Regions from separate parts of the Homo sapiens genome. Here region 2 is linked to region 1. Evidence: read pairs that join two places in POLR2A ChIA-PET (ENCODE). Cell type or tissue: PC-9. All regions are shown on one strand.

What was found. ChIA-PET counts read pairs that join two places held together with the same protein. Peaks named below come from ENCODE experiments on the same cell type or tissue, not always from the same donor. Only the 100,000 strongest peaks of a DNase experiment are listed, where the experiment ranks them.
Region 2: POLR2A ChIA-PET joins it to region 1 with 6 read pairs; 5 of 35 experiments call an interaction of 5 or more read pairs at or near these places.

Annotation. Positions count from the first base shown.
Region 1 is chr22:45,679,455-45,684,454 of GRCh38, forward strand. The region is part of intron 1 of ATXN10 (ataxin 10); the gene reads left to right. Among named protein-coding and RNA genes, the nearest start is that of ATXN10, 10 kb to the left of the region's middle. In PC-9, no CTCF peak of the experiment used is centred here; DNase peaks (open chromatin) are centred at 1,617 and 2,067; H3K4me3 peaks cover 2,063 bases; H3K27ac peaks cover 5,000 bases.
Region 2 is chr22:45,810,301-45,815,300 of GRCh38, forward strand. The region is part of intron 10 of ATXN10 (ataxin 10); the gene reads left to right. Among named protein-coding and RNA genes, the nearest start is that of MIR4762, 52 kb to the left of the region's middle. In PC-9, no CTCF peak of the experiment used is centred here; no DNase peak of the experiment used is centred here.

The sequences.
Region 1 (5,000 bases):
TGAATAGATTAAGCACTTTAGAGGTCAACATACCACAGAGGTAAAAAATAAACCTATCCATCTGTGTATACACACGCACATGGATTTTCCCCGGACATTACTGAGCCTCTGGGCAGCAAGTGTCTTTAACTACACCAAAACACACAAAAACCCAAAAAACAAAAACCCACACGAGTCGTCAGCTTGGCTGAGGACGCCATATGGCGTTTTGACTCAACCATGATTCAGCTCAACTTTGTTGAGAGAGAACATCAATTAAGTTACACTATAAAAAGCATATTTTAGAGTGTGCTGGCAATTTCCTTTATTTTTACCTATGCCATGAGCTGGAATGCTACATGGAATTGTTTGGTAAGGTGTTCTGACTCAGCTTCAAAATACAGAAGTGGTCAGTGTGAGCCACCTCATACATTCAATTATCTTAAATGCATGAAGTAGACAGGAAAGAGTTTGAGCCAGCCGAAATAAATAAAACCAATCGAAATAAATAAGGTTAGGATTGTGACCACCAGTACCCTCAGAGCAGAGTTTCTCAGCTCTTTCATTCTTCCAGTCTTTTGTAGTGGTCACTGGACCCAAGGGCTTGGTCACTGGACTGTGGGCAATGACACTCAAAAGCAAAGGAACTGTGGGACTACCAGTAGGGTGAGCTGGGCCCTGTGATGGCCACAAGCTTAGAGAAGTTATTAGAGTTAACGAGATGATCCATAAGTGGGGGATGCTCTTTCATTATAGCTATTGAGGAGTTTGTGTACTGCTTAGAACAGTGTCTGGCACCTAATAGACACAGTTTAAGTGTTAGCGTTTTCGTTGTTGGTGTCATTGTCATCATCATCATCAATGAGAATATTATAAAACTATCAAAAGACATTTAAAAAGACTTAAGTGGTAAGATACACCATTGTATTATAGGAAACCTCAATAACAAAGACATCAATACCTCCCAAATTGACCTGTGGATTCAATGCCATTCATAATAAAATTGCAGCAGGGTTTTTGCTAGAAATTCACACAGATTTTCTAAGTTATATGAGAAACTCCTAGGTTTTCTCTTACTCTCTGAACTGTCATCCCTTTAAGGCTTTTTTGTTTTTTTGAGATAGGGTCTCACTGTGTCACCTAGGCTGGAGTGCAGTGGTGCCATCACAGCGCCACCATGCCCCGCTAATTAAAAATTTTTTTTTTTTTTGGTAGAGATTAGCTCTCACTATGTTTCCCAGGCTGGTCTTGAACTCCTGGGCTCAAGTGATCCTCCTGCCTCAGCCTCCCATAGTATTGCGATTACAGGTGTGAGCCACTGTTCCTGGAACCCTTTAAGGTTTTTTTACATGAATCCTCTTCTGACTCCCCAGTTCTTAAGATCCTTCTCTATGCCCTCAGCAAAATTCCCTGTATCCTGAACTTCTGTAAACATCCATTCATCTTCTTGATCTAAATGAAATATGGCTCTGAGGACATGCCTTTCCCAGGGTTCTTGAAAGTGGGAGGCTGTTTTCTCTCCTGCACTCAGTACAATGCTTGGCTCAAAGGTGTGGTAGTTCTCCTTGATTGTCATTGCTGCTTTCAGACCTTTTTCCTCCATAGACCACTCCAACTTTTAATCTCATGACATCAGAGTATCCCTTGTTTAATCACTTTTGTGGTTAAAAGAGACCTTTGGGTCAGTCTGCCTCATTCCTTGAAGAGTTTAGCCCTGGCTCACTTTTCACTCTATTTCTTCTCCTGTCTTAAATCTTCGTTATTTCATTGTTTATATAGATTTTCCTTTCATTATCCTGACCTCGAATTTCTTTGACTTTCTCTCCCTTAGTGAGCTTGACCTCCATCCCATCTCAGACACACATTGCCATACCTTACTTAGACTTTATCCATAACTGTAGCTGCCTTCCCCCACAATCTCGAGTCCCAATCCCTGTTTTATCTTCTCTTTAGGGCCCTTGCTTCATCAAGTCTTTAACCTCACCAGGACCTACAGTCTTTTGACCCTATTTCCTATTTACTACCCCTTTTGTTTTTCATTCCCCTTCTTAATGTTCACATTCCCATCTTGATCTGGCTTAGATCCATGGATGAGTAATAAGAGCATTTTTTAATGTACATCCTCAACTCCACTGCCTCCTCTCTAAACTTTGTTATGTTTGCCTGGTAAAACTCCAGCTCTGGTCAAATCCAACTTGTTACCTTTGCGACAGTACCCAAATAGCTGAACAAGGCTAGAGAAAAACATACAGCCGTGCAGACTGCTCTCACTTTAACTTGCTGATCACTAACTAACGTGGCCCTTAATGCTACCTGTCAGTCCCGCTGTTTGCCCTGGTCCCTTGACTCTCCTGCTCCCCGAGTCAGGTATTTCATGCTCCACCCTCTTCAAACCTCCATCCCATCTCCCTCATCCTCACTCTCAGCTCTCTGAAAATAGGAGCAACTAGAAGATAATTTCCAGGAACTCTCATCACCCTCTCTGCCCACCTACTTGTATCTGTGCCCGTAGCCTGCCTTTGCTTCTGGTCTGTGGATTAGCGATCTTGCTCTGAATATGAGCTCCCCTTAAGTTTGCACTAAATTCCATTGCCTTTTGCACACATTGCTCCAGCAGTCTTCTTCTCTCCCCCCTTAAAAATCATCAGTTTTACCCTTTCTATTGGATTGCACTCATCAGTTTATAGATCTGCTGTAATTTTTCCATACTAAGAAAAATCTCTCCCTCCATTTCCCTGAGTGATAATCCTTCCCGGATCTCAGAACTCAGTCCTCAGACCTCTTCTCTTTTCTGCCTATATTTACTTTCAGAGTATTCTCACTCAATCTTGTGGCTTTAATAACTTCCGTTTGCTGGTGACTAACATTTTTCTTTAGCTGGACTTCTTTGTTTTTTTTTTTGAGACAGGGTCTCGCTCTGTCACCCAGGCTGGAGTGCAGGGGCACGATCTGCAGCCCTGACCTCCCAGGCATAAGCAGTTCTTCCACCCCAGCCTCCCTTGTAGCTGAGACTACAGGCATCCACCACCACACCCGGCTATTTTTTAAATTTTTTTTGTAGAGACAGGGTCTTACCATGTTGCCCAGTCTGGTCTTGAACTCCTGGCCTCAGGTGATCCACCCACCTTGGCCTCCCAAAGTGCTGGGATTACAGGCATGAGCCACTGCACCTGGCTTAGCTAGATTTTTCTCCTGAATGCTAGACTTGTTTATTCACCTGACTACTTCACATTCTACTTGTATTTCTACTGATCCTCTCATCCACCAGATATCCTCAGAGTACTCTTGTTTCTGTAAACAATAAATACATCTTTCAATTTATGGCTCAGGCTAAAGTTTTGATGTCATCCTTCACTCCCCTTTTTTAGACACCCTCATAAGAATCCATCATCAAGTCCTATTGGCTCTATCTTTAAAATATCCAGAATTTGATTTCTGTTTACCGTATCTGCTGCTTTCCCTCTGCTCCAAAAACAGCCCCCTAACTGGTCTCCTGCTGTCGTCTCTTTCTCCCTTTAAGATTGATTCTTTACAAAGCAGCCAAAGAGATCCTTTTAACATGTAAGTCAGATGATGTCACCCCTCTGCTCAGAACCTTCCATGGGCCGGGCACGGTGGCTCACGCCTGTCATCCCAGCACTTTGGGAGGCCAAGGCAGGTGGATCACCTGAGGCCAGGAGTTTGAGACCAGCCTGGCCAACATGGTGAAACCCCATCTCTACTAAAAATACAAAAATTTGTTGGGCATGGTGGCACATGCCTGAAATTCTACCTACTTGGGAGGCTGAGGCATGAGAATTGCTTGAACTTGGGAGGCGGGGGTTGCAGTGAGCTGAGATCCTGCCTCTGCACTCCAGCCTGGGCAACAGAGCAAAACTCTGTCTCAAAAACAAAACGAAAAAAAGAACCTTCCATGGCTTCACATCAGGATAAAAGCCAGCGTCCTTCCGTGGCCTACTGTGCCTGTCCAGGGTGGCTCTGTCTTGTCTCTCTGAGTCGCACTTCTCTTTTCTCACTGGGGTTCATTGAAGCCAGCCCTGACTTCCCTGTGACGTGCTCTGTATGCCTTTGCCTCTAGTCCAAGCTCTTCTCCCAGCAAGATGCATAGTTGGCTCCCTCACCTTCTTTGGATCTGTGCTTAAATACTACTTTTAAAATAAGGTTTAAATAATATCTTATGTACAAAATCTTTCTCTAAGCATGTAAAGACATTCTCCTTATATTTTCTTCCAAAGCCTTGCAATTTTGTCTTCCATGTAATTCCTAAATCCACCTGGAGTTACTTTTTGGGTAGTGTAAGTAAGGATCCAATTCAGTTTTTTTCTTTTTAGATTAACAGTTGTTACAGCACCTCTTCGAGCACAGTCCATCTTCCCCAGGTCTTTAATGCTATTGATAGATGCCATTTACCAAGTTACCATGTATACACAGTTCTGCTCTTGGGCTGTCTTTTCCAGTGGTTGACTTTCTGCCTCTGTGCTAATTTCACCTTTTCTTAGCTTCTCTTTCATTTTCTTCTCTTTTCATGTTTTCTTAGAGACAAGGTCTCGCTGTGTCACCCAGGCCTGAGTGCAGTGTTGTGATCATAGCTCACCATAGCCTTGAACTCCTGGGTTCAAGCAGTCCTTCTGCATCAGGCTCCCAAGTAGCTGGGACTACGAGGCACAGACCATCAAGCCCAGCTAATTAAAACAAGTTTTTTTGTTTTTTTTTTTTTTGTAGAGATAGGGTCTTGCTATGTTAGGCAGGTCTTGAACTCTCCTGGCTTCTGCCTCTCAAAGCACTGGAATTATAGGCATATGAACCACTGCGCCTGGCCGCCTTAGTTCCTTTCATTTAGCACAGTGCGTTTGTTCTGATGAAAGATGAATTTTCAATGTGATGAGGACAGTGGGAAAGAGGAAGTGTGTGGTTTTTGGGGAGTGGGGAGAGGACTGGTATGTTTGGAGCCCTTTAAAGCAGGGGTTGCCAGACCATGGCCAGATCTGGCCTACTACCTGTTTTTTTTATGACCCATGAGT
Region 2 (5,000 bases), 130 kb after region 1:
ATTACTATAGCTTTCCAATATGTCTTGATAAAGGATAAGTCAGTTCTTCCAATTTGTCTCTTCTTTTGTAACAGTGTTAGGACCATTTTTGGTCATTTGTATTGTTGCATAAAAGTTTTAGAATCAGTATAAATTCTACACATTTGGTCGTGTGCACATGCACATACATGTATATACCTGTACACACACAGAAAACCTCGTTTACCACTAACAAAAACAATTTAAAGCCCCCACATACTGAGTTATTCATTGAAATTGCATTGACTGAAATGAATTTGATGAGAATTGACATACAGTACTTAGTTTCCAACCCAAGAACATCTTATATCTGTCCGCTTATTTAGGATTATTAATTTTCAGTTTTACTCTTTTCTGTGTACTTCTTGAACTCCATTGCATGGATTTTTGTATGTATTACTTTGTTGCCATTCATTTAAAAGTGTTTTTCAATTTTTATTATAACTTCTTTTTTGACTCGTGGATTATTAGAAATTCATTTCCAAACAGTTGAGAATTGTTCAGTTATCTTTTGGAGCTTGATTTCTAGTATAAATGCATTGTGATCAAATAGCACCTACTTGATATCCTCTGTCTTATGAAATTTATTGAGACTTGATTTATGACCTAGTAATATGGTCAGTTTTTGCAAATATTCTATGTGAGCATGAAAAGCATGTCTGTTTTCCAGTAGTGGGGTATAGTAATGTTTATACATACATTAGGTCAAGTTTGTAAATGGTGGTATTTAAAACTTTTATGTTTTTACTGATATTTTTGTCTACTTTGATTTATCAGAGAGGTATTTTAAAATGTCAACCTTTGATTATGGATTCATCTAATTTTCTTTTTCATTACATAAATTTTCCCTTTATATGTTTTGAGGTAAGGTTTTTAAGTAAAGGTGTATGATAGGTCCTGAGAAATAGTCCTGTTATCATTATGAAGTGACCCTCTTTATCTCTAAAAATGATTTTCTGCCTAATATTAATATAGCTATCCTAGCTTGCTTTGGATTGGTATTTACATGGTACAATTTTATCAGTCCTTTTATTCTCAACCTTTCTGTCTGAGATGTGTTTCTTGTATAAAGTATATACAGTCATGTGCTACATAGTAATGTTTTGGTCAACACAGACCCATATTCAACCTTGGTCCCATAAGGCTGTAATACTGTATTTTTACTGTACCTCTTCTATGTTTAGATACACAGATACTTATCATTGTATTATAGGCACCTACAGTATTAAGTACAGTTACATGCTATACAGTTCTATAGTCTAGAAGCAGTAGGGTATACCATACCGCCTGGGTGTGTAGTAGGTTACTAGGTAATATAGCCTAGAATGTGAGTACATTCTGTGATGTTCACACAATGATGATATTGTCTCTATCCCCAGTGCCACCATCCAGTCCACACTTGCATCATTGCTGGCCCTGAACTTCGGCAGTGACTTCCTAACTCATCTTTCAGTTTCTGCTCCTGCTGGGTCCAGGTGATTTTTGATTCCCCATTCATTCAGTGTCATGATCTTTGAAAACCAAAACTGGATCATTCCTCTCTGATTCTCCCACTCCCCACACCACCTTGCATAAGCATGCCCCTGTTCACAGAGCCTCCTAGACGGCCCATCATCCTCAGAATAAGCCTAGTCTATCACATTCTAAAAGGTCCTCTTCATTTGTATCCAGTGCTGTTCTCCCCTTCTTCAGCATTCCCCAGGCACACCTACGTTTTTGTTTCCGAGAAGGATCTCAGTTCCTGCGTGAAGGCAGTTGTCCAAGCACATCTCTGCTTGTGCTCCTCCTGGGCTTGGTCATCCTCATGCTTCACACCCAGCGTTCTGTGTCTTTTCTCTCAAGTCCCAGCTGAGATAGGCCACCCGCTCCGATCCCTGCCAAAACTTGTTCTGTTCCTTCAGCTCATCACAGGTTATTGTTAAATATGTGTGCATTTATGTCTGGATTACCCGCTGGATTGCTTCCTAAGGGCAGGGATCAAGTTTTCTGTGTTTCACCTCAATATAAATATACCATTGTCTTGCATGTAGTAGATAACCAAAAAATATTTCTTAGATAGATACCTGAATGGGAAAAGGAATGAACAAATAAATGAGCAAAGAGCAGCTTGGTGAAATATGTGTATGTGTGCGTGTGCATGTGTGTGTATTTATTTATCTGGGGGGAGAGGGTGGTTCTAAGCTCAAGAGAAATGTCTCCCATGAGTTCTTTGACTCGGGTAAATTAAGTATTCTTGGTTTGTCAGTCATATTATTTAAAATTTGGTTTAACCCATTTTTCTAGTAATTAGCACCATCCAAGTTTTATTGAATTTAATTTTAGTATTTTGTGTTAAAAAGCAATAGATATTTTGGGCATGCTGAGACTAGGAATTAGTGCTGGTGTCGAATATCCACTAATAACACCACCACTCTTCTCTGAGCACTCTGGATAATGTCCTTCTTGGGACAGGAGTGAGGCCTGGGATGCCTTTGGATAGGAGTCTACCCGTGCCCCATGGGACATCTGCAGTCAGGACTGTATAGAACATTCCACTTTTGTCGGCCACCCTACGGGTTAGGAAATCCAAACTGGCCTGTCAGAGCAGATTAGAAGCAAAAACTGCCCCACAGTAGGGGATGGGGCTGGAAGGGTTCCTTTTCCGTTTCTTGGAGGTAGCTTTTAGAGACCACCAGGGATTTCCAAATCCAGGGAAAAGGCACCAGCTACAAGGGGAAGCTTAACTCTGAAGGACCGCCCTGACTGCTGCCTCCTCAGGGACACGAGCCCAACTAGTGCCCAGCTGTTCACTCGCCCAACTCACTTTTGGGTCACCCACAGTAATGACACAGTAGCCAATGCCATCGGAAAATTCCAGCTCCGCTACCACAGAGGCAATTTCTTATTTGTCAGTTTATTGTGGGATTTTTTGTTGTTGTTGTTTCCAAATAGAAACAGCTGAACTTTATTTGAAGTGTTTTTTCTTTCATTCTTTTTTGATCTGTGTTTTGATCGGTTGTCCTTGATGTGGGTTTGTTTTTTTTTTTTCATATTGTTTTTACTGGGGGGAGGGTGTGGGGACAGGGATAGAATGAGAGTCCAGACTGGGTTGTTTTGGGTTTTTTTGTTTTTTTCTTTTTTCTTCCTTTCTTCATTTCTTTTTTTTTTTTTAATGGAAACACCTAATTTGTAAGAAAACAAAATTCACTTCTGTACAGAAATGTAAGAGTTTATAGGAATAATCACTGAACAGTAGTTTTCCCGGTAATCCTATGTTGAGGAAGAATGGCACAGTGGCAAGGGCATCAGTCCTGTGGCCAGGCAGACCCACACTCAAGTTCTGCCACCCCTTAATTTCCGAGCATTGCACTCTATCTCTCTAAGTTTTAGCTTTGTCTGTAGAATGGGACCTACCCCAACAGGGTTATAGTGAGTGTGAAATGTTATCATGCCTATAAAGTGCCCAGAAATAGTTTCTCAACAAATAAGTGTTTTTGTACAAATATCCTATGTAGCTATTCATTCCTATAAGAAAGGTAAATTTTCGTCTGTGATTGCACTGTGGGTCAGTGGTGAAACTCAAATAATATCACCGAACAGAATAGAATCCAGAAACAGATTCACCCACAGTCAACAAAGGCCTCACTGAAGTTCACTGAGAAAAGGATGGTTTTTCTCATAAATGGTGCTGGACCAATTTAATGTCCATAGTGGGGAAAACATGACCTGGGAATCCTAACTCACACCATTCAGAAATGTCAATTCTAGTTGAATTTATAGACCTCAGTGTGAATGGTAAAACAAAAGAGCTTCTAGAAGAATCACAGATGACTTTGGTTATTATCTTGGATTGGGCAAGCGTTTCTTAAGGCACACAAAGGCTAACTTAAAAACACTAACTGTAAGAGAAAGACTTTGAAACGATGTTTGCGTTACATATATCTGACAGAGGATAAGGACTTCTACAAAACAACAAGGAAAAGAAACAATTCAGTTTTTAAAAATGACTCAAGACTTGCATGCCACTTCACAAGAGAAGAAATCCAAATGGTTAGTAAGCATATGGAATGAATTCAGCATCAGTAGTCATCAGGGAAATGCAAATTTAATCCACAACAAGTAACCACTAGACCCCACCAGAATGGCTAATTTAAAAGCCCCAACAATACTCAGTGATGGCAAGGATATGAAGCAGCCTGAACTAATACATGATGGTGGGATGTAAATAGGAAGAATTGCTTTGGAAAGCTTTTTGGTTGGGAATGTCTGCTAACATTAAACATACAGCTATCCTGTGAATCAGCAGTTCCACTCTAGTATATCCCCAAAGAGAAATGCAGATACATGTTTATTAGAAGAGGAGTCCTCATCCCCTCAGCCGCAGACCTGGTACTGGGCAGCACAGCTGGAGGTGAGCAAGCATCAATCACCACCTGAGCTCCGTCTCCGGTGAGATCAGCAGGAGGTGAGTGAGCATCAGTCACCACCTGAGCTCCGTCTCCCGTCAGATCAGTGGCGGCATTAGATTCTCATAGGAGCGTGAACCCTATTGTGAGCTGCACATGTGAGGGATCTAGGTTGCATGCTCCTTATGAGAATCTAGCTAATGCCTGATGATTTGAGGTGGAACAGTTTCATCTGAAACCACACACCCCCATCCGTCCTGGAAAAATTGTCTTCCATGAAACAAGTCCCTGGTGCCAAAAAGGTTGGGGACTGCTGCATTAGGAGACACGTGCAAGAATGCTCACAGCAGCCTTATTCTTCAGAGCCCCAAAGTAGAAATAACCCAGATGTGCAGTAGTGGAATAGGTAGTTAAATTGTGGTGTGTTCATGTCATGGAATACCATACGGCAGTAAAGAGGAGTGAACTGCTATGTGTAACACATGGATGAATCTCACTAGCATGATACTGAGTGAAAGAAGCCAGATTCAAAAAGACCATGTACTGTACAGTTCATCTACCTGAAGTTCAGGAACAGGCAGGATTCATCTATGGTAA